Regions from separate parts of the Mus musculus genome. Here regions 1 and 2 are each linked to region 3. The links are chromatin loops, found by intact Hi-C in ENCODE. Cell type or tissue: heart. All regions are shown on one strand. Region 1 overlaps Fam131c (family with sequence similarity 131, member C). Region 2 overlaps Clcnkb (chloride channel, voltage-sensitive Kb). Region 3 overlaps Efhd2 (EF hand domain containing 2).

Region 1 (8,000 bases), 470 kb after region 3:
GGCCAGGGTGGTGTGGAAGTTTAGGGACACCCACACCCACCCACACACACACACCCCAACACCACTGCAATTGCCCTCAGCCCATTAGCTGGCCCTCAACCTCCCGGGAGCTTCAGGGGCTGGGAGAGAAAGCCAGAGCTTGGACAAGTCTTACTTCAGGTCACGAGGAGGTTGAACATCAGTTAGGAGGCCTTTCTCCTCTCTCTCTTGCTCTTCCGACCTAACTAGGTGGTCAGGAGCTAGGATGCAGATGCGGTCTGAGATCCTTCCTCAACCAGAATGCACCCAGCAGTTTCTGTTTCCAGAGCAGCCGTGACTGAGGCCATCTCAACAGCCCCTGATAGTTTAATTCTTACCTTCAACTTAACAAGATATATAATGAGACCTTGGCAAAATAGTTTCTAGGCGGTGTCAGCTGTCCCTAAGTGTGGGCAGTGCCATCCCATGAGCTTTGTCCTGAACTTAAATACTAAAGAACAAGCGAGGGCTGGAGAGATGGCTCAGCGGGTAAGAGCACTGACTGTTCTTCCAGAGGTCCTGAGTTCAAATCCCAGCAACCACCTGGTGGCTCACAACCACCTGTAATGAGATCTGACGCCCTCTTCCAGTGTGTCTGAAGACAGCTACAGTGTACTTATGTTAATAAATACATCTTTGGGCCGGAGCAAGCAGGGACTGAGGGAGTTGACTGGAGTGAGGGGGGGTGGTGACTGGAGTAAGCAGGGGCTGACCAGAGTGATTAGAGGTCCTAAAATTCAATTCCCAACAACCACATGAAGGTTCACAACCATCTGTACAGCCACACTGTACTCATATACATAAAATACATTTGATGCCCTCTTCTGGAGTGTCTGAAGACAGCTACAGTGTACTCACATATAATAAATAAATAAATAAATCTTTTTAAAAAATTAAACTATCAGCTATCACACATGGAAGCTCTCCCAGCAAGGTTTCCTGTCTTGTCCTGGGGGGGCCAGCACCCCCACCGCAGGGCCTGCTACATGCTTCCTCTGTCCACAGCTCCTACCCTGTAACGGTGGAACATTTCATGAACTCTAACCTCACCACACTGGCCAAGGACATGCCCCTGGAGGAGGTGGTCAAGGTGGTGACCTCCACAGATGTGTCTCAGTATCCCTTGGTGGAGACCAGAGGTACTCGGCTAGGGTGGGGGTGGGGGAGGGGCACTGCGTGTAAATTCCCTCTAAGTGTAAGGGCGGCAAGGGCAGGCAGGGTGTTGGATGTGCCTCTGAGTCCAGACTGCTGTGTGACCTGGGACAAGTCCTTAGCTTCTCTGTGCTTTGGTTTATTGTGAATGAAATGGACATAATAAGCATGCTAACTTCCAGAGGTTTGGAGATGGAAAGTCATTGTAAAGCAGCCTGGGGGTGGCTCTTGGGATGCTAGTCAAGGATGATATGGCCATCCACAGCTGTCAAACATCTGTGTCTAAAACTGAGTTCCAGGAGACAGGACAGTTACCCACTGTGCCCCTCAGCCTGCGTTCCCTCAGCTGTAAACTGGATGAAAGGTGTCCTAGGAGACTGAAAAATCTGTAATTTTCTCTGACACTTAAGAACACCCAGCATGAATGAGGCTGGAGAGAGATTGGTTAAGATCAAGGCTGTTCTTACAGGACCTGGCCTTTGTTTCCTGCACTCTCATGGCAGCTTACAACTGTCCTTAACTCTTGGCTCGTTCGGAGGACTCTGGCACCCTCTTCTGGCCTCTGTGGGCACTGCACATAATATGTGTAGTGCACATATGCAGGCAAAATATTCATACACATAAAATAAAAATAATAATCAAATCTTTAAAAAGAAGCGACCAGCATGTTCATGGCACATAGTAGGGACTCAGATAATGTGACTTTTATTTTTATAACAAGTCCCTTCCTCTGTACTTCCTAGAGTCTCAGACCCTGGTGGGCATTGTGGAAAGGACCCACTTGGTGCAAGCCCTTCAGACCCAGCCAGCTTCCTGGGCTCCAGGCCAAGAGGTGGGCTCCCCTGCCAGGTGTGGGGACAGAGTGGCCGTGTGATCAGGGCTCTGAAGGGAGAGAGGAGTTCAAGGGTCAGGAGTCTGGGAACTATAGGCTGGCTCAGACCCCATTTTCTTTCTCCAATCCCAGCGATTTCTCCAGGACATCTTGGCTGGTGGCTGCCCCACACAGCCAGTGACCCTGCAGCTGTCCCCAGAGACCTCCCTATATCAGGTAAGGGGGAAAAAGGGTGGAACTGATGGGGACACAGGCTCCATATCCTCCCTCTGTGAGGTGTTACACACATATACACACCCCATATATACACACATACCATACACAATATACACAATACAACATATACATACATACCCCCCACACACACACCATATATACACACATACCATACACAATATACACACACACAACATATACATACACACACACACACCACTCACACCACATATACAAACATACCACACATACCACATATACACACACAGCACATATAACACACACACATACAAACAACACACAATATATACACACACAACACATATACTTGCATACCACACACAATATACACACATGCATACACATGCATACACACATACATGCGCAACACATATACATATACACACATACAACACACACTATATACACACAGATACACACACAACACATATACACACATACAACACACACACATTCATCTACAGACGTGCCCAGCAGCCACAGCCTGGGTCATCACCAGGGTTCCTGGGGCGATGCAGAGGAGATAGGGACTTGAGCGAGCTTGGGAAACACATGCTTTTGGATAGAAACCGGTGCTTGTTAGTTAGAAGCATCCATGTGGCTGGAGCGATGCCTTAGCTTTAGCAACACTGGCTGCTCTTCCAGAGTGTCAGGGTTCAATTCTCAGCAAGCACATGGCAGCTCCAGCCCTTAAGGATTCAGCACCCTCTGCTGGTCCCTAGAGGCACGTCATACATGTGGTTCACAGTCACGCATGCAGGCAAAACACCCATGCACATTAAAAAAAAAAAATCTGGGCATGGCGGTAAACACCTTTAATCCCAACATGTGGGAGGCAGAGGCAAGAAAATCTGTGTGAGTCTGAGACCAGCCTGGTCTACACAGTGAGTCCCAGGACAGCCAGGGCTACATAGAGAGGCTCTGTCTAAAAAAACTAAACAAACAAACAAAAAAACTTTTTTGGGGGGTGGGGGATGTGTTGAGACAGGGTTTCTCTGTATAACCCTGGCAGTCCTGGAACTCACTCTGTAGACCAGGCTGGCCTCGAACTCAGAAATCTGCCTCTGTCTCCCAAGTGCTGGGATTAAAGGCGTACATCACCACTGCCCAGCCACAAAAAAAAAAAAAAAAAAAAAAAACCTTAAAAAAAGATTTATTTACTTACTTTATGTATATGAGTACACTGTAGTATCTTCAGACCCAGAAGAAGAGGGCATCAGATCCCATTACGGATGGTTGTGAGCCACCATGTGGTTGCTGGGATTTGAACTCAGGACCTTCAGAAGAGCAGTCAGTACTCTTAACCACTGAACCATCATCTCTCCAGCCCCACAAAAAAAACTTTTAAAGAAGGTTTTTAGCATCACACAGGGACCCCAATTGAGCCCCCACACACACACTCCTGTGAGAAAACTGCTAGGTTACTCAGCCTCTCAAAGCAGGCACTTGGGGTGGGGATGACAGACTCAGTCTAGGAACCTGGCTATGGCCCCAAACTTTCTGCCAGGGACCGATGTCCTTGAGACCCAGGGAACCTGGACCAAAGGCCTTGCTTCTTATGTGGAGTCTGGCTCCCCCTAGTGGTTAGACTAGACACTGACGGCTGGACTCACTCACCTGGCCAGAGAAGGGTGTGTGGGCAGAGGGGTGTTCCCTAACCCCATCGGTTCCTGTCAACCCCCCTGCAGGCACACAGGCTCTTTGAGCTGCTGACCCTTCAGGCGCTGTTCGTGACGTCACGGGGCAGAGCTGTGGGCTCTGTGTCCTGGGTGGAGGTACTGGGTCTTAAGGGTGGACATAGCAGGCAGGGGGGGGGGAGCGGGGGGGGGACGGGACAGGGGTGTGTGTGTGCCAACGTTCCCCTTTCAAAACTCCACGGAACTCTGATGTACTTTATTCCTTGGACTAAAATGACCACTGGGACATCAGTTACCAGCCTGCCACCTTCTGAGTTTCAGAGTCCCTTATCTAAGCCACGGGATAGACGGGATAGATGGCAGCTGTAAATCCACAGACTCGATGTGGGGTGCACTTGATAGAGGCCAGAGATGTCTCCATCCCCCCAACCCTCCCTCCCCCTCGATCCTTTTTTCTCTGTTGTAGCTGAAGAAAGCCATTTCCACCTTGATCAACCCACCAGCCCCCAAGTGAGCCGTGTGGGGGTCGGAACAGGAACCCAGCTGAGGGCTCCAGATGCTGCACAGAGCCCTGCCCCTTTTCCCTCCCTCCCTGCACTCCTCCAGCCCAGCCCAGCTACTCAGTGCATCAGCCAGCTCTACCCAGCTGAACAGGGCTCCACATTTATCACGGCCCCCCGAGAGGACAACATCTCTCTGGTCTGGAAGGGACAAATCTCACCCCGGTTTACGAGACGTACCTTCTGGGATTATCTATTCACAGCCAGTAGCTCCTGAGAAAATAAAACTAAAGCTGATTCCCAGAGCCACTGTTCACCCATCTTCTCCCTCAGGAGTTTGCAATTGGTCCCTTGGGTTCTAGTGTTGGCCTAGGTTAAGCTCTTGCGGCATCTGGTGCTCACAGATCATCACAGAGCATCGAAGGCTGGGCTTGGGGCCCCTCAGCCTCTGCTCTGTAGCGGGGAGATGGAAGGGAGAGAGAGTCCCTACTGGGTCTTTTGATGCTTGGCTTCACGTATCCAAGGACCTTGAATATGTGTGGCCCTGCCCTCCAGACTCAGTCTCCCTGTGGTACAGCTGGGTAAAGCAGGGTCCCTGGGGGTGGATCTTTGCAATATCAAGACACTCCAGGCCTCTCCAGTGTTTTGTGTGTTGGAGGTGGGAGCCTTTCCCAACCCCTCACACCTTTATCCAGGGCTCAGCAATGTACTTTCCCCAGGAAGACCAGGTCAAGTTCATCTGGGATTAACACACTACTTTAATGTCACCAGAGAACCCTGTGGGAGAGGGAGGGGGTGTGAGGGAGGACACGTGGGTCCTCTTGGCTGGGAAGTGGGGCAGGGCGGGGGGTGGCGGTCACAGAGGAACCAGGTAAGAGAGGAAGGACAGACAGACAGTCCAGTGACTAGAGAGAGTCCAGGAGAAACAGTCCCACCTTCCAGGCAGATGCCCAGACTGAATGGGGCAGGCTGAGCCCAGGTGGAGGTTGGCTCCCCAGACCCCCCTCCAAACAATCTTTCCATGGTGTCCTCCTGGGGGCCCGACTGTCAGCTCTCCTGGGGCTGGTTGCCCTGGTGTCTGCTTAGAGTCCTGGAGCAGGCTGTGAGCAGGTCCATGGAGGCACTGAGCGGTGCACAGGAGTAACAGCCAGCCTCCTCACCACGATCCACCCTGTGTTTGTACGGAGGAGTCGAGAGATGCCCCGTGGTACAGTGGTACAGCTGGGCTCCCAGCAGGGTGTGCAGACAACGGACTGGCCATCTTGCCTCAGTTGTAAAACACTTCATCTTCCTCTTCTGAAAGAGAGCCACTGTCCACCGACGGCAGCGAGCCATGCAAGTGGGCCCTGTCATCGAGCCCCTGGGCCCCTGGCAGCCGCTGCCGGTGGTGCTGCTGGGTGGGGCTAGGGGGTTCCTCTGGTGAGGGCCAGCCATCATTCAGGGTGAGGCCAGGAGAGCAGGCTAGGAGACTGTCGTCCTGTGAAGGGCCGCTCAGGAGGCTGTCCTGAAGGTAGATGCTCTCGAGGTCTAGAAAACCAAATGGGGGTACAGGGGAAGAGATGGAATTCTGTGCCTGTGCCCTACCTCCCAGGGTGCGGGAGACCAGGCCAGGGTGAGGAGGCCTGCAATGTCACTGTTAAGCTATGCGACCTCAGGTGGGTCTCCAAGTCTCTCTGAGCTCAGTTTTCTCCCTATGACGGACGGAGCAGAGATGATAAGAGCAGGAAGTGAGTATTGGGACAAGAGGTTCTCTTTCTGGTCCTCTGTCCCCTACACTCCCAGTCATAGGGAGAATCATGTGAGAAGAGCTAAGGGACGCTTCATTGGGACCCAGGTTTGGGAAAGCAGCACCCAAAATCCACCTAGTGCCTGCTCAAGCTGCACCCCACCCAGTCTCTCCTTTCTGATAAGCGCAGCCCCTGGGAATGTTGGAGCCAGAGCTGCCAGCCCCAGGTAGCTGGGGAAGAAGGGGGAGGAGGAAAGGAAGGAACCCTGCTGAGAGTCCTTGGCGTCCCTCTGAGGGCTGCTCCACCCACCCTGCCTTGTCGTTCCTGCTGTACCTTGGAGCTGGAAGGCACCCTGGGTACTGTCCTCGGGCTGCAGTTCTTCGTCATCCAGAGAGGACCAGGCACTCAGAGTGGCCTCCGTGATGGCAAACTGCTCAGCGACCCCTGGGGGTGGGTGGAGTGGGGGCGGGGCAGCAAGATTAGACTCAGTGAGCACAGGGGTGGGAAGGGGGCGCTCTATGCCTCCATGGGCCTCTCTGAGCTGTGAGAGAGGAAGCCACCGAGTGAGTGCCCCGCCCACCATCCTGCGCGTTTACGCGTTTACCGCAGGTTCGCTCAGACCCCGCTTCAGGCTGAACACCCAGCCCGTGGCCTCTCTCTCCGTGACCCCTCACTCACCCGCAGCAAAGCGCGCCTCGCGCAGCTCGTCCGGGAGGCAGCAGTAATGTTCGTCCTCTGCGGGGGACAGCTCCCAGCCTGACTGCTGGGCGCTCCAGCCTTTCCACTCGATGAGGTGGGCCACTCGGCCACGGGCCATGGCCGTGGGCTTTGTGATGTGGTCCTTGATGCTCTGCACCACCCCTGTGAAGCCATGGATAGCTGTTCATGGGGTGGCCGTCCCAACGTAAGCCCCCGCTCGTGACACCCAAATACCTCAGACCATCCTGTCACCACGACCAATTCTGCTCTGTGCCATCGCAGTCTGATGCCCTCCTTCACGCCATGTCCCGCCCGTTTGTATGCCCCCCTCATTCCCAATGTCTTATTGAATCTGGATCAAGTTTCCCAAACCAGCCACTCCTTCCTCCGGCTGGCCATGTGACTCAGCCCCTTCCACTCATGATGAACAGCTCTGTGGATTGAGACTCTAGTGAGTGGAGGTGCATCAGGGAGTACTACCTGGAGGAGGTGACCTGGAATTGGGCTCTCTGAAGGCCTATTGGGGTGGGACAGATGGTGGCCAGGCTGGCAGAATTTCAGAGATGAGACAAGGTTAAAGATACAGACGTACTGGCTCAACACCATACAACCAAGGATGGGACACAGGGCAACTAGAGGCTGGGAGCCTTTCATCGGCCAGACAGGGACTAGGGAGCCGAGATGAAGACTTGGTGTTATCTCTACAGCAATGGAGAGCCTTGGTTACAACATGGCCAGACAGGAACCAGGGAAGACGTAGGTTAGATCTGTTACTTGGGATATCAGTTGTATCCCAACTGAAAGACTGAAGTTCAAGGGTGGAGATGGGAGTTGGGGCAATCAGAGGCCATGGTAGGGAGCCAGGTCGAGACAGGAGAAAGGCTGGGGAAGCTTATGAGCTGACTGGCTGGATATGGAAGGGGATGGAGACAAGGAATCAACAGCCCAGCATCTCCACTAACCGAGGTAGGGAACAGATCCGGGCATCCCCAGGACCCTTAAAGCCGGGCTTAGGGGAACCCAAGCTCCAATGTCAGATGAGACCGTCACAGGAATTAGGGACCGGGAACACGGCAATGACGGAGATGAGGAAGAAGGGGGGATCTGCTCTCCGAGTGGGGTGCTGGCTGCAGAGTGCTTGGGGCAAGGAAGTGGTGTTTCTCGAGGCAGGGGAGGTGGATGGCAGGAGTTTCGGGAG
Region 2 (8,000 bases), 450 kb after region 3:
AGTGGTGTCACCCACAGTTGACTGTCTTTGGGACACTAGTCTTCTTCCTGGTCATGAAGGTGGGCAGAGTCATGGCAGGTCCTGGGGGAGATGGGGCTGCTTTCTGAATTAAAGCTTGGAGCACCCCCTCCTATGTCCAGGTCTCTGATCTGACCCTGGCTCACTGTGTACCTCAGAGACCCTCCCAGCCTCAACTCTCTCCCTCCCTGCCTTCATCCGAGAGGTTCAGGCTCACTATGCAGACCAGGCTCTTCCCTTATTCTTATAAAAATCGGTGTGTATGCGTGCATGTGCGTGCAAGTGTGTGTGTGTGTGTGTGTGTGTGCGCGCACGTGTGTGCATGTGTGTGTGTGTATACGTGCGCGTGTATGCAGTGTGCCACAGTGCGATGTGGAGCTCAGAGGACAACTTGCAGAAGTTGCTTTCCCCCTTGTGGATTCCAGGGACCAGACTGAAGTGGTCAGGCTCAGTGCAAAAGCAGTTACCCTGCCCCTTCCTACATTCTTTGAGATGGGATAGTTGATCTTAAAGAGCAGGCTGAGAGAGAAGAGAGTGACAAACCTGGAATGTGCTTGCGCACAGTAGGTGCTTTATTACAGCTTGGTTCCTTCATCTCTAGAGGCAAATGCTGCCGTGGGCTCCAGCCTGGGCACCCTTTTCTCTAGGAACCTCCCCCGCCCCCTGCCCATGTCCTCCTGTGTTGCTTCTAACTCTTGCTGTGTGGGCACCCCCCCCATAGTTCTGGATGCTGATTTTGGCAACCACCATCCCCATCCCTGCTGGATACTTCTTGCCCATCTTTATCTATGGTAAGACTGGAGTCCTGGATGTCTGAGAGGGTTTGGGGGGCATAGGACATGACTTCCGGTATCATCTCCCTCCCAAAGTGGTACCGGGGATGGGGTCGGGATGAGGGCCTGAGGGGTCAGGTCAGCCTGGTTGCTTCATTCATCCTAAATCTGTGGCAGGAGCTGTCATTGGGCGCCTCTTTGGGGAGGTTCTATCTGTCGCCTTCCCAGAGGGCATTGTGGCTGGAGGCAGGGTCAATCCCATCATGCCCGGGGCCTATGCTCTGGCAGGTGAGTGTATCTGGGGCCAGCAGGTGGGTCCCCCCCTCCTCAGTAGGCCCCGTCTATTCCCTGAGCCCTACCACCCCCAAGCCCGCTTTCTCTTCGTTTTCCTTCCCATCCCCCACGTGCTCTGCACTCTTTCCTCTCGGCAAGGCTAGAACCTTCCAACAGTTGTGGTGTGTGCTCTTTGTGCACTGCTGAGCCTAACCACGGTCGCACTGTGCCTACCTTGCCCTCTGGGGGAGCCTGGCTCCTGGCCTGGGACACCCCCCCCCCACCTTGGCTGTGTCCCTGCAGGTGCTGCTGCCTTCTCAGGGGCGGTGACCCACACCCTCTCCACGGCACTGCTGGCCTTTGAGGTAACGGGCCAGCTCGTTCACGCACTGCCTGTGCTGATGGCTGTGCTGGCGGCCAACGCCATCTCTCAGAGCTTCCAGCCCTCTTTCTACGATGGCACCATCATTGTCAAGAAACTGCCGTACCTGCCGTGGATCCGTGGCCGACAGATTGGGTGAGCCTCGGGCTGGCTGATGGTGTGATGATGCCCAGGGTGGTTGGGGGTGGAGGGACTCCTGGAAAAGCCCATCACAGCTGACCTTGAACTGTAGGATGATAGGGCTGATACACACCCGCCCTCTGGTCCCCACAACATCCCCCAGCCCATGAGCTAGATGAAGAAGCTAAGTCTCTGTCAGGCAAGGCTGATAGGAAATGAGCAACAGACAGGAGGGGCCCCTCTCTTTCCCTCCCCTTCTCTGATGGCTTCCTGGTAGCTGTCCCACAAATGGGCTCAGAGACCCCACCTTGATCGGATTGTACCCTAGTATCTTTGGTCCCAAAGTGGCACATCTCAAAGGCTCCAAGTGTCACTGAACACAAGGTCCAGCTCCAAACAATCCTCAGTTTCCCAGTCTTTAGATAGCTGTGGTTCCCATCGCTTCTTTTTTTAGAACCTATGGGTTCCTCTGAACCAAACCCATCCTTGGGACTCACAGGTCTTCTCCCAGCAAGGCTCCTTGGGATGACCCTGTCTTGCCCCAGGCCGGTATCATCCCATTTCCAGGCCTGACTGATGTCTCCCTCTGCCCACAGTTCCCACTCTGTAACTGTGGGTCACTTCATGAACTGCGCCCTCACTACACTGGCCAAGGACATGCCCCTGGAGCAAGTGATCCAAGTCGTGATCTCCACAGATGTGACCCAGTACCCCCTGGTGGAGACTACAGGTATTCCACAGCCATTGAGGAGAAAGTGGCTGTCTGGGAGGAGGCTTTGGGCTTCCCCCTGCTTCCCTTTAAGGGCCCCGCGTGTCAGGGCAGCAAGGGCAAGCAGGGTGTTAGATCTGTCCCTTAATCGAGACTCTGCAACTTGGTAGCTGTGTGACCCAGGGCAAGTCTCCTAATTTCTCTGAGCTCCAGTTTCTTCGTGGAGAAAATGGACCCAATAGCCACTTCTGGAGAAAGTAGAAAGTAGGGGTGATGTGCTTAATGAAAAAGATGAGAGGTGCTTGTAAGACTGCCTGGGACTGGCTCTTTGGATTCCTGGACCCAAGCCTCATGGGCTGACTCTTCACATTCCTGAGTGTTCCTCCCCCGCCCCCCCCCCCCGCTGTTCCATTTGCCAAGATGAGCTCATCCTTTTAAAGGCAGAAGGATGGTGCTAAGTCTCAGAGAGAGACTAACGAGCGCCCCTCTCCAGTTCACAGAGCGTGGTCCTTATGGGAGGGAGATAGCCCAGGTAGGGGAGGAGCTACCTGAAGCTCCCGGAGCACCTGTCCATCCGTGTGTCCCCTCTGTGCCAACAAGGCAGGGTGCACACTCAGTCAGGGTAGCACTGTTGGGGCCTGTGACCCATTTGCCCTTGGGCAGACCACTTGAGCCGTGAGCAACATGAACAACCAAGGTCACCCATATGCCCCACAGCGAGCAGAATAAACTCACCTATGAGGGAAAGAACCTTGTGGTTCTCTTGGGCTCTATGACCGGCAGTGTCCTTGTGTGGAAAGTAGGAAGGGCCATCATAGGTTGCCACCCAAACGTCAGGGACTTCGCTCTCACCAATGGGAGAGATCACAGCAAACACATTTTCTACTTATTTTACATAGCGATGGCCCTTCCAAGAGGCTTCACCTCCTAGAACCAAGAATGGCTTTGGACTCCGCACATCTCCCTGACTAGATTCCACAGCCTACCCTAGAAACAAACCACTGGTTTATTAAAGGAGGGAGGGACACTTCTATTGTAGCATTTGGTTACCAAGTGTGTCTGTGGTGGCAAGGACTGAATTCAGGGCCAGCACATGCTAAGCAAGCCCTCCGCTACTGAGTGATAGCCATGCCTAGTCCCTGGGGTTTTATTTAATGGAGAAAGAGAATATCAAGCTGGATCCTTAGTGAAGAATGGGAAGAATGCCTACGACTCTCAAGATGCCCGGAAACTCCCTCCATGCATCCAGGCTATTCCCTGTATCCACGCTAGCCCCGGCACACAGTAGGATCTCAGATTGGAGTGTACCTCTGGGATCATTTTTCCATTGACCTGACTCAGATTTTAAACAACTGCAAGGGAAACAGAGAAGAAGGACAGCCCAGCTGTGACACCGATATGTCAAGAGGCTAATGTCCATAGCTTCCACCTCTTAAAATGTGGTGGGGTTGGGGGTAGGGTGTCTTAGAATATCTGCTGGCCCACTGGCTGCCTTACCCAGCTGCACTCAGCTGGCATGTCATTATGGAAGCTGAATGGTATAGAGTAACAATTAACCCACCAGATAACCAGTTTCCTCTTCTGTAAGCTGGGTGGTAAGAATTCTAACAGATCACACACAAGTAGTGTAGTTTCCTCAGACACCAGAGCGCCTAGCATGTTCTTGGCACATAGTAGGTGCTCAGTGAATATGACTTACATTTATAATGATCTATGTTCATAATGCGTCCCTCTCTCTTTGAATGTTAGAGTCTCAGACCCTGGTGGGCGTTGTAAAAAGGACCCACTTGGTGCAAGCCCTCCAGACTGAGCCAGCTTCCTGGGCTCCAGGCCAGCAGGTGGGTCCTCCTGCCAGAGGGGGACAGGATGGAGTTGGTGAGCTGGGCTGTGAAGCTGACCTAGAGGAGTTCAGAGACCAAGGTCTAGAAGCTGGTGGCTGGCCCAGGTCCCAATTGTCCTTTGCCCTACCCCCAGCCCTGTCTCCAGGATATCTTGGCTAATGGCTGCCCCACCCAGCCAGTGACACTGCAGCTGTCCCTGGAGACCTCCTTGCATGAGGTAAAGAGAGAACTAGAGAGAGTGGGGTGGAGGTGGAGGCGTCATGAGGAAGGCTGTATGATCCCTTCTAGCAGAGACCTCATTCAGCATCTCACGTGGACTCTGGCTCCCCCTCGTGGTCATATTTCACATTACATCCCGCTCACCAGGCAAGGAGGCTACGGTATGCGGCCAGAGGGGTTTGTTAGCATTTCCTCTCAACCCCTCTGCAGACACACAACCTTTTTGAGCTGCTGAACCTTCAGACGCTGTTCGTGACGTCACGAGGCAGAGCTGTGGGCTCTGTATCGTGGGTGGAGGTACTGGGGTCTTGAGGGCTGGGCAACGTTGAGGAGTTGGGGGCACCGAATTCCCTCCAGCCTCGCCTCCTCTAACCTTCCACCTCCCAGCCCCCACTATCCTCTGTTTCTCTGTCATAGCTGAAGAAAGCAATTTCAACCCTGACCAATCCTCCTGCCCCCAAGTGAGTCAGCCTGGGGGGGGTCGGCAGCCTGGCACCCAGCTGCTCAGCTGCCATGGATCTGGGATCTCTCAGCCCGGCAAGACATCTCCACTCAGCAGAGAAGAACGCTCCATATTCACACTCCGATCCCTGAAGGAGCTGAGAGTAAATGAAGACATTGTGACCCTTGTGACTTCTGGGGTTGCCTGCTGCTAACCAGGAGCTTCTGAGAAAAATAAAACTGATGTCTGGAGCCATTAGTGTCCCCTCTCCTCCCTTAAGGGTGTGCAGAGTAAGGGGGTAGGGGAAACCTCCTCTCTGAGTAGCCTTCTACACCATGGCCATCAAGGCATCCCATTTTTCCTATGGCTCCAGACTATGTACACAGGGTGATCCGTGACCCCGAAGGACTCAGCTTCATGCCTGCAGATTTGATCTGTCCTCTCCCTCCTCGCCCTCAACTCAGGTACAGCGAGGCCAGCCTCACACAGCTCATCTTCTTCAACAGACAGCTCCAACCTGACCACTGGGCTCTCCAGCCCTCCCACTCAATGTGATGGGTCACTCAGCCATGGGCTTTGTAATTGGGCATGAATAGCTATCAGGTGACTGCCTATATGTAAGTCCAGGACACCCCAATACCTCAAACGACTTCATGGTCTGTACCCCAACCCAGATATCTATTCATAACCCCCTGAATATTGAATGCCCTGCACCTCAAATGCCACACATAATTCAAAGGCCTGCCCATGCCCATGCCCTGCCACTATGACCAATGGCTACCTTGCCTTGCTGAACCCACACCCTGCCCTCTGCCATTCCACTTCACTTAGATTCCACACCCACACTCACGCCTCTGCTCCATGTCCTGTTCCCAGAGGGCGTTCCTGTCATGGGGAATCTTGTCTTCAGAAAGGCCACGGCCTTCACTTTCTTTCTGACCTGGTCCCCACTCCTACACCCAATCTATGAATCAACAGTTCTGAAAGGTGGTAAAAGAAGAGGAAAAGGAAGGAAGGAAGGAAGGAAGGAAGGAAGGAAGGGAGGGAGGGAGGGAGGGAGGGAGGGAGGGACGTAGGGAGGGAGGGAGGGAGGGAGGGAGGGAAGCAGGCTGGCTAGTTGGCTGAGTGGTGGTGGCTCATACCCTTAACCCCAGCACTTGTAAGACAGAGGCCAGCCTGGTCTCCATAGCAAGTTCTCAGTCAGCCAGGGCAACATGGTGAGTCCTTGTCTCGAAAAACAAACAAAACACAAAAGGTCAGAGGAGAGAGACTGAGGGGAGACACCTGACACCAGTGTCTCCCCGAACGTGGGCACGCATACTGACACACGCACGAGCTCACACACGAGAAAGCGAAAGCCGGCTGCAGACACAGCTCAGGGGCAGAATGTCTGTCTAGCACGGGTGAGAACCTGGGTCCAGTCTCCAGTCCTGCTCCACCGAAAACAGAAAAGAAAACCTCCTGGTTTGTTTGTTTGTTTGTTTGTTTGTTTGAAGCACTTAAACTTATTCAGAAGGAAACCAATCACATTCACAAACCTACAAATGATAATTAAAGAAAAATCTAGAATTTTTTTTTTTTTTGAGACAGGGTTTCTCTGTGTAGCCCTGGCTGTCCTGGAACTCACTCTGTAGACCAGACTGGCCTCGAACTCAGAAATCCACCTGCCTCTGCCTCCCAAATGCTGGGATTAAAGGCGTGCACCACCACGCCCGGCTACATTTTTATTTTTTAAAAGGTAAAGCCAGATGGGAAGCCAGGTAGCACACGCCTTTAACCCCAGCACTCCTGAGGTAGTGTCAGGTAGATCAGAGAATGGAACAATCTTTAAGATGGAAATCAGAAAATATCAGTGGAAGACATTGGTGAGAAAGTCCCAGCGTGGAACGGCATCCCATGTCCATGGAATGAAGACATTAATTTGTCAAAATATCCACAATTGCAATGTTCTGAAGATTCAATTCCATTTTCTATCAAAATACCAATAATCTTCAACAGAAAGAATTGTCCAGCGATGGAGAATCAGCTCAGCAGTTAAGAGCCCTTACTGCTTCAACAGAGGATCTGAGTTTGGTTCCGCCAGCCACATCAGCGGGGGAGGGTCATGACTGCCTGTAACTCCAGCTCTAAGGGTCAGATGACCTCTTGTGGCCCCCAGGGAAGCATGCAAACACACACACACACACACACACACACACACACACACACACACACACACACACACACACACACAAACACACACACACACACACTTAAAAATTAAGTAATCTTTTTTTCCCAGTTTTTCAAGATAGGGTTTCTTTGTGTATCCCTGGCCATCCTGGAATTTTCTCTGTAGACCAGGCTGGCCTTCAATTCAGAGATCTACCTGCTGTGACTCCAGAGTGCTGAGATTAAATAAAGTGTGCCACCAACTGCTGGGTAAAAAGTTTTTGTTGTTGTTGTTGTTTTTTGTTTGTTTGTTTGTTTGTTTGTTTTGGTTTTGTGCTTTTTTGTTTGTTTTTCATTTTTTAAAGAAAGGAATGGGGAAACACTCTAAAAGTTTAATGGACCCCCCCACACACACACACACAAAGTCAAAGGAATCCTGAGCAGGAAATAAAAAGGTGGAGGAATTTAACAACGTGATCTCAAAACTACAGAAATTGAAGCTGCAATGATTCTAGCATAAAAATAGCTGTGTGGACCAGTGGGTCAAAAAGAGAACCCAGAAGCGAATCCATGCATCCCTAGCCAGAGAGTCCTTGACAACGGTCCTGAGGATGCACACTGAAGAAGAGCCTTGCCAATAAATGCTGTCTTCAGTCGCAATCGAGACCATGGGATTGACGAGGTCATGAAGAGAAGCAGAGGTTAGCACCAAGCGGTGGGGTCAGAGACCCTGAAGACAGGCTCGGTGAAGCCTCCTATGGAGACACCTCTAGGACAATGGGAAGTCGGCCAAGGACAGTGGCTGGAGCCTACAGGACAAGCCGCAGAGCTGGAGAAGAGGGGCTGCCCAAGGCCCTGTGAGTCCTGTGATCGTTAAGTCTGAGACCTCAGGTATAATGGTACTTACACTTCTGGCCTTGGGTTTTGCTCTGATTGACAGTGCTCTGGCCCTCCCCTCGTGTAATAAGAAGTCCATAGCTTATTTATGATTTTACACGAGCCCATGGTTATTTTATAAAGGCCAAACTTTTTGAAAGTGTTTGAATTTTTTTAAAGATCATGGGATTTTTAA
Region 3 (8,000 bases):
TCACAGATCGGGCTAAAGAGAGACTGAGACGACCCTCCCTGTCCCCGGGTGCCCACAGAGGGGCCTGGACCAGAGAGAGCAGGATCCATGGGCATGATGTGAAAACATCTGCTTTTTCATGCACTCTCAGTATAGGAGGCTGTGGCTTCCTCCCCCACACCGTGGGTTTATGTGAGAATTAGCCTTGTTTAAAATACAGGATGCTACCAGGCCACGTGGCCAGGTCCCCTCCAGCTCTGATGGGAAGACACTGACCACATCCTGCCCCCCAGGCTTGTGGCCGCTCTGCAGAGTCAGACACAAGGGATGGCAGGAGAGCCTTAAGCCTCTCTCTGCGTCCACAGGTATGATGCCGGCAGGGATGGCTTCATCGACCTGATGGAGCTGAAACTCATGATGGAGAAGCTGGGGGCCCCCCAGACACACTTGGGCCTCAAGAGTATGATCCAGGAGGTGGACGAGGATTTCGACAGCAAACTCAGCTTCCGGGAGGTGAGTCCATCCAGGGGCCACTCCCAGCCAGCCACACCCCAGCACTGGGTGGCCTTGAGAGGCTCGCAAGGCGTTCTTGGCAGGCGGCCTCCTGCCTGGGCCTCCTGGGTGCCAGCATTATGAGTGCCATCATGATCGATTCCTATGCACTCAACTGAGTTGTGGGGAAAGGCTGTGTGCTCTGAGGGCCTGGAGATTAGAAGGGAAAGCGCCCAAAACTGGATTACACAGTGCTTGGCTCAGAGGAAGGGAGGGTGACAGGGTCTGCTGAGGGGACCAGGTGTGGCACCGTGTAGCTTCACATTCTCTGAGGGGGAAGCTATGGACCAGCCTGTTTGGGGAATGGCCGGAGGGATGAGGTTCAAAGCAAAATAGCCATGGTTCGGGCTGGAGAGATGGCTCAGCAGTTAAAAGCACTGACTGCTCTTCCAGGGGTCCTGAGTTCAGTTCCCAGCACCCACATGGTGGCTCACAGCCATCTGTAGTAGAATCCAGTGCCCTCTTCTGGTGTGTCTAGAGACAGCCACAGTGTACTCAGATACATTAAATAAATAAATAAGTCTTTTAAAAAAAATAGCCATGGTTCTAGGCCCCCAAACAGCATGGAGTTGCGGATATGGAGTTGCAGATATGGACTTGTGGATATGGGAAGGGAGTTGCTCTGGCATGAGTCAGAGAGGTGGTGTCCAGGGCTTCTTGGGTTGTATGTTTGGGGGTGACAAGAGGCCAGGGGGAAAAGTCAAGTGGTCCCCGAGAATGGCTTGGGCTCAGAGAGCATCCAACCGAATCCTTCCAATGCTGAAGCCGTTTGCCATCTCCGAACCATCATCCGTACTGCAGAATGGGAGTGTGGGCCCTCTAAGGCTTTGTGAATGCAGGGCAGCTTTGTGTTGAGGAACAGTGGGTGGCAAGTAGAGACAGGCTGACGGTGGGAATTCTGCCACCCAGGGTCCTGGCAGGACAGACCAGGAAGGTAGGGGCCAGAGCCCAGCCTATCTTGACTTCCGGTCCTGCAGGTGAGCACTCGGCCTTTCTGCGGAGGGATCTGAGCTGAGGCTTGGGTGTGGCCTTGGACTTTGTTCCCTTTTCTCCCTTGCTGACCCCTGTGCCCTCCCTCCGCAGTTCCTTCTGATCTTCCGCAAGGCAGCAGCAGGGGAGTTGCAGGAAGACAGCGGCTTGCACGTCCTGGCCCGCCTGTCCGAGATCGATGTCTCCACAGAGGGCGTTAAGGGTGCCAAGAACTTCTTCGAGGCCAAGGTGAGAAGCCAGGGACTGCGAGGTCCAACTGTGCGACGACACAGCTAAGACAGGACTGTGCCAGTCCCTCCCCGTCCCTCTCAGGGCTGCAGGGGAAAGGTGGAGCTGACTTTTCCTGAGGTGTGCAGGGCCATCAGGCTCTCTGGAGGCCCCACCCTTGCCAGCCCCAGCCGGGACGAAGCTGTGGGCCTTCAGACCATCTGCATACACAGCCTCTCCCTCTCCCTCTCCCTCTCCTCTTCTTTCTGTGAGTGTGCGTGTATTCTCTCCATCTCTCTCTCTCTCTCCTCTCTCTTACTCTCTCAGAGAAAAATGGTCTCGAATACCCCAGGCTAGCCTTGAACTTCATATCCTTCCGTCTCTCTTTTCCCCAGAGCTAGGATCACAAGTGTTCAGCACCATACCTGGTTTTCTGAAGTATAGCTCAAAACCAGGATGTCACCCATGCCAGGCAAGCACTTTACCAGCTGGCTCTATCTCCCCTCCCCCGCCCCCCAGAAAGCCCCGTGGTCAATTTCTAAGTGTGTGCCAGGTTCTATATGGAGAAACTGAGGCAGAGAGGTGACTATGGCTCACCAGGGCCGGGGTCAGAAAGGATCCCTGGGAGAGCAGCTCCTCAGGCTGATGTGGAGACCACGCCCCTGACCTGTCTGTCACCCTCGCCCCCAGGTACAGGCCATCAACGTGTCCAGCCGCTTTGAGGAAGAGATCAAAGCTGAGCAAGAGGAAAGGAAGAAGCAGGCTGAGGAGGTGAAGCAGCGGAAAGCGGCCTTTAAGGAGCTGCAGTCCACGTTCAAGTAGCCAGAGCCAAGGCCGAGACCTGGCCCTGCCCCGTGTGCGGTCTGGGGGCACGGGTGGGTACAGGGGATCTGTGGGAGACTAGCTCCCAGGTCCTGCTCTCTGTGCCCGGACCACTACTAAAAACCGCAAACGATATGTGACCCGATCTCATTCAGGAGTCTCCTCGGTGGTTGGTCCCTGCCCTGCCCTCTCCTGCGGTTCATGCGGCTGTGATGCCAGCCAGCAGCATCCTCTCTGGCCATCCCTACGTGTCTTGTTCTCTGGCCACCTTGCTGCCTGCTCTAGCCCAACTTCAGCCCATTCACGCCCCTGCCTTTGGTACCAGCTACTTTCTCCACCCACCCAACTCCCCTTAACTATAGGCCGCCCTGCCATGGTCCAGCAGAGAGTGAGACCCTCCCCAGGACGCTTCCTTTCAGATCAGGCCCCATCTCTGATGGAAGTGGAGAGACTCTTCTATTAGTGAGGAGATCCGGGGACTCCTACATTAGTGAGGAGATCCAGGCCCTAGCACTCTAAGCTGATTTCAATGGGGCCCAGCCAGGCAGGGTGAAGGCCACTGTGCGAATCTACCTCACAGGCTACACTCTGCCAGGCATGCCTTGGGGATGTGAGTGATAGGGTTCCGAGGGGAGGGGCAGAAATGTCACCCTCTGACAGCCTACCCCCGCAGCAAGCTGAGGGTCCCAAGGGGCTGTGGAGAGAGGGGTGGGGTCCCTAAGGGATTGGCCTTTTCAGGGTGGACCTCAGCACTCTGCCTTGACTCCCCAAGGAGTGCCTGACGTGTTTATGTTCACTGGCAGTAGGACTCGGGGCCGGCACCCCTTTCACACTCTCCTTCCTTGGGTTTGTCACCCGTGATGGCACCAGCCTGTCGTGCCCACCCGTAGACTCGCATGGGGACTCCCCAGGCCACAGTGAAACCCGTGCCGTTCCTCTATAGCTCCATGTGCTTGCTCACGTGTGTGTATGTGCGTGTCCGTTGCTGTGTTGTGAAACTGTGACGTCACCCAGTCTAAGTGAATGGCCACCGGGGCCACCGTTATGCAATGTTCAGCGTGTCACTGCTTGTGAAGCTCGATAACTCTTTATTTTACTACAATGTCCCCAGAGTCCCTGGGACCCCTGTGGGACTTGCAAAGGTTTTATTTTTTCGGTCTTAGAACCTATGAGAATCGGAGGGGCCGAGCCAAGCCCAGCCCAGCCCAGCTGCCGTGGCCTTGGCTTGCGTTTGCCTCAGCGGATATGTTTATACAGATGAATATAAATTCTCTTTACTTTTGGCTGTTTGCATTTTATTTTTGGTTCCCCCTCTCAGTACCTCCCAAAAAAAGAAAAAAAGAAAAAAACTACTTCTTCATTCGGTGGTACGATTATTTTTTTTAACTAAAATGAGATAAAATTCTATATTCTTATGTGTGTGTGGTTTTTGATGACTAACTAGAAACAAAGGTGGACAGGATCAGGATGAGGTCGCTGGATCTGGGCCGTCACATCAGGAGCCTGGGGAGGAAGGCACTCCTGCTGGAGAGCTCTGTCCCTTAGCATCTACAAACACTCCTGATCTAAGCACTACCTGTATTAAACTCATTTCATCCTTAAAGGAGCTTGCCGAAGGAGCACTGTTTTTGAATTCCTTTTAATGATAAGAACAGGGAGGCCTGAAGGTCTTCGGGTACACAGACCGATTGGGGCAGCAGGATTCGGCTCGAGCCTTCTTCATAAGGCCACCTGCCTTGAGATTTCACAGAGACTGTCGGAATGATGGTCAGAACAGATGTGGTACACACCTGCTGTCATCCTGGCCTTCCAGGGGCTGAGGTGAGAGGAAGGAGAGTTCAAACCTCGTTGGCCTGGACTATGCCACAAGCCCCAGTCTAATAGAAACTATAGCAAAGTATTATGGGTACAGAGGTTCAGGATCAGTGAGCCCCGCCCCCAACCCTGGCACGCACACAGATACCCACCATCCTCAATGCCCTTGGAGTGCTGGAGCAGCTGCAGTGGTGAGATCAGCCGCTGCCTGTGTGGGGCCCATGGCATCCCAGTCTTCATTTGCTGGACTGAACTGGGATCTCCAGGTCTTTCTAGACTTGTGGTTACAGCCTAAACCAAGTGGGGGAAGTTTCTGATTTGTCTGGATGCTGCTGCCCCCGTGCGGCCAGGAGTGGAACTGCAGCTTCCGATGGCGCTTTGCACCTTGAGCTTTGTCAGTTCAGCCCTGCCTGGGAAGGGCAATGTTCTGGGGGGAGGCATATATCCTGGGGTACACCATTCCTCACGTGCTACCCAATACCTGACGTACTACCACCCACCACTAACATTTTAAGCCAGGCATCTCCCGTCAGTATCTTTTTGCGGGGGGGTCACTGCACACAGTGGCGAAGCGATGCAAGTGAGTTTAGCAATGAAACTCCGATCAGCACAACTTCACCAGTTCTGGGCCAAAACCTCTGGAGTCTGATGCCATGGGATTTGCTTTTTGTATATTTTTAACACAGTAAAACTTCGGCGGGGGGAGGAGTTCCCACATGGCAACTGCCCCAACAAAGCTTTAGGCAGGGCTACATCGAAATTCCTTTGCTAATAAGTACATCTCTAGAAAGATCACCTTGTGGCCCTTCCACAAGAATGAGTTCGACTGACTGAGAAACAGTGTTCAGGAGTCAGTCTAGGGGATTCGATTTTGAAAACCTGCAGGTTTAGCAACTGTGTTTTTTCTAGTGCTTTTCTGTGACCGAGTACCCTCCACACTCATCCACTAGGGATTCTCAAACTGGCTCGTCCAGGAGTTCTCAACCATCTTAATGCTGTGACTCTTTAATGCAGTTCCTCATTGGGGGTCAATGTGGTGACCCCCCCTCCCCAACCAGAAAATTATTTCGTCGCTACTCCATAACTAATTCTCCTCCTGTTAGAAATCCTAATGTAACTATCTGCTATGGAGGATATCTGATATGCAACCCTTGTAAAAGGGTCGTTTGACCCCCGTGGAAGGGCCGGGAGAACCACCGTGCTAGTCAGGCAGATTGCAGAAGGGGAACAAGATGAAAAGGACCCCCGCTTCCATTCACGCCACAGCTGGCCTGGCGCTGAGCGTGGGCGGAGAGCCCTCAGACTCCTAGGCCAGCAGGCTGACTTTCTGGTGCCAGAGCCTCAGCTATTGGGGACCTCAACCTTAGTCTGCCAACACCCCACCCACTCAGAGGCCGGCAGAGAAAGCCAGCGGAGAAATGAGGTGGTTTCAAGTGACCCAGTTCCCAAGAGAAACCGCTCCAGAAACCATCCGACGAGCATGGTCTGGTGGCACGTGTCTGTAAGGCCGACGCTGAGGAGTCAGAGATGGGAAAATCGGGAGTGTTGAGACCAGCCAGGGCGCCATGGACCCATACTGGAAATAGGAGCCAACTCCACCAAGTTGTCCTTTGTCCTCTATATGTAGGCCGTGGCACACGCGTGTAGCACACACAAACATACATATAACTACATGTAATTGTAAAGTTTTTTTTGTTTGTTTGGTTTGGTTTGGGTTTTTTTGTTTTTTTTTTTTTTTTTGTTTTTTTGGGTTTTTTTGAGACAGGGTTTCTCTGTGTAGCCCTGGCTGTCCTGGAACTCAGTAGACCAGGCTGGCCTCGAACTCAGAAATCCACCTGCCTCTGCCTCCAGAGTGCTGGGATTAAAGGCCCGAGCCACCAAGCCCAGCTGTAAGGTTTTGGTTTTGTTGTTGTTGTTGTTTTGTTTTGTTGTTTTTTTTAACCCAAACAAAAGCCTCCCCTGGATCCCCATCTTTTCACTAATCCTCTTTACTATATTCAAGCCACTCAAATCTCCATTGCTTTCCCAGCTCCCTCATGGGACTCTTTAAAAGGGGCGGGGGGGGGCGGGGGAGGGGAGAGAAGGGCTGGAGAAATGGCTCAGCAGTTAAGAGCGCTGGCTAGTCTTCCAGAGGTCCTGGGTTCAATTCCCAGCAACCACATGGTGGCTCACAACCATCTGTAATGAGATCTGATGCCCTCTTCTGGTGTGTCTGAAGACAGCGGCAGTATACTCATATATACATAAAATAAATAAATCTTAAAAAAAAAAAAAAAAGGACGAAGTGGCTCACCTTGTAGCCCTGGTTGGCCTGGAAATCTCTGTGTAGACCAGACTAGCCTCGAAATCTACCTCAGTCTCCCGAGTGCTGGTGTTAAAGTTGTGCACCACCACAGTCAACCCCCCGTTGAACTAACCACTCTACCTCACTGATCTGAAGCTCGACAGTGAACCCCCAAAACTCTGAGGCCACCATTCTTCCCTGTGGTATTTGAGGAGTTAAAACCTTGCCAGCTTTAGGGAACAGAGGCAACGGCTGCCACCTCATCTTGTCAAAGCAGCCAGAGCCCAGAGTCCCCATCGCTGACACCTGTTCCTTTCTCAGGCCCTTGCTCCACTTCCTCCCCCAAAACCTTAGCATTGCTTCTCTGGAGGCCAAGGACATCACCTGGTCACACCCCACCATCCCCACACATCTTTTGTGGTTACTTTTCCATCACAGCTGCTGGAAGTCTGTGAGTCTTGCAGCGCGGCAAGACTTGCCATGAGATCTCAGATCCCGAGAGTCACACTGTGGGCCCTGGAAATGAGGGCTACGGTGGCACAGAATGGAGCACTGTGACATTCTCAGTGCCTCCAGTTTATTTGAACGTGGGATCAGCAAAGGAGGAGAAACCTTATTTCCTGAGTCCTATCCGGCTTCCACCTAGAATAGATCTCATGTCCTGCAGAGCTCCAGCCAGGCATCAATCACCCTTGTTGGTATCAGGACCTCCAAAAACAGTGACACCACATAGGCAGGACCCGAACACGTGTTGCCAAGACAACACTATATTCCCAGAATCCACTTGGCTCAACCACCCACCTTTAACTGTCACTATATCATCACCCATATATAAAGAAAGGCCCCCCTGATATCTCTCTCTCCCCCCTCCCCTTTTCTTTCCCCTGCCACCTTGCCCCTCTCTCTCCCAATAAACCTCAAATGCAACTCTTTGGCCTGGTGTAGTCCCTCTGAAGCCGCGCAACGTTCCAGATCATAACCCAGGAATCTTTATGCAGGGGAGCTGCGGAGTCCAGGCAGCCATCACACCCAGTGCAATGGTAAAGCCGCCACTGCCACCAGAGAACCAACTCCATGTGGATGGCTGCCACAGCCATCACTGCCTGAAGCCACTGCTACACCACATGGATTTCCACTACTGCCGCGCTGCAAGACTCACAGACTTCTACCACATGAGCTGTGCTGCCCTGGTCCACCCTGTGGGGCTAGCTTCTGCTGGGCCCGTACCAACCACTCAGTTCCACGTTTCCATTTACCAGTTTGCTAGAATTCTTGCACAGATAACGCAATATTGATTGTTAAGGTCAGTCAGCAGGAGGGCCCCTAATTTCCCAGATAGAGCCTGGCTAGC

The links. Peaks named below come from ENCODE experiments on the same cell type or tissue, not always from the same donor. Only the 100,000 strongest peaks of a DNase experiment are listed, where the experiment ranks them.
Region 1: it touches region 3 in a loop (4-fold over the local background); 12 of 42 quality-filtered maps call a loop at or near these places.
Region 2: it touches region 3 in a loop (3-fold over the local background); 6 of 42 quality-filtered maps call a loop at or near these places.

What each region holds. Positions count from the first base shown.
Region 1 is chr4:141,381,291-141,389,290 of GRCm38, reverse strand. It overlaps Fam131c (family with sequence similarity 131, member C), which reads right to left. Exons shown (of 7, transcript NM_001085513.2): 5 at 6,782-6,964; 6 at 6,437-6,547; 7 at 5,117-5,903. The coding sequence ends at 5,644. Clcnka (chloride channel, voltage-sensitive Ka) reads left to right here. Exons shown (of 20, transcript NM_024412.3): 16 at 1,024-1,157; 17 at 1,914-2,002; 18 at 2,135-2,218; 19 at 3,928-4,014; 20 at 4,343-4,680. The coding sequence ends at 4,390. Among named protein-coding and RNA genes, the nearest start is that of Clcnka, 13 kb to the left of the region's middle. In heart, CTCF peaks have their summits at 1,731 (motif pointing left) and 3,827 (motif pointing left); DNase peaks (open chromatin) are centred at 1,713 and 3,851; H3K4me3 peaks cover 1,563 bases; H3K27ac peaks cover 907 bases; H3K27me3 peaks cover 4,151 bases.
Region 2 is chr4:141,401,385-141,409,384 of GRCm38, reverse strand. It overlaps Clcnkb (chloride channel, voltage-sensitive Kb), which reads left to right. Exons shown (of 20, transcript NM_019701.2): 12 at 1-59; 13 at 740-809; 14 at 969-1,079; 15 at 1,368-1,581; 16 at 2,163-2,296; 17 at 4,025-4,113; 18 at 4,250-4,333; 19 at 4,546-4,632; 20 at 4,753-5,028. The coding sequence ends at 4,800. Among named protein-coding and RNA genes, the nearest start is that of Gm34693, 4.7 kb to the right of the region's middle. In heart, CTCF peaks have their summits at 2,289 (motif pointing left) and 4,460 (motif pointing left); DNase peaks (open chromatin) are centred at 2,284 and 4,404; H3K4me3 peaks cover 791 bases; H3K27ac peaks cover 2,754 bases; H3K27me3 peaks cover 1,156 bases.
Region 3 is chr4:141,854,297-141,862,296 of GRCm38, reverse strand. Efhd2 (EF hand domain containing 2) reads left to right here. Exons shown (of 4, transcript NM_025994.3): 2 at 345-492; 3 at 1,615-1,749; 4 at 2,419-4,155. The coding sequence ends at 2,550. Gm35034 (a long non-coding RNA gene) reads right to left here. Exons shown (of 3, transcript XR_003955163.1): 2 at 4,518-4,656; 3 at 4,181-4,366. Among named protein-coding and RNA genes, the nearest start is that of Gm35034, 9.9 kb to the right of the region's middle. In heart, a CTCF peak has its summit at 4,708 (motif pointing left); DNase peaks (open chromatin) are centred at 1,626, 3,546 and 4,766; H3K27ac peaks cover 512 bases.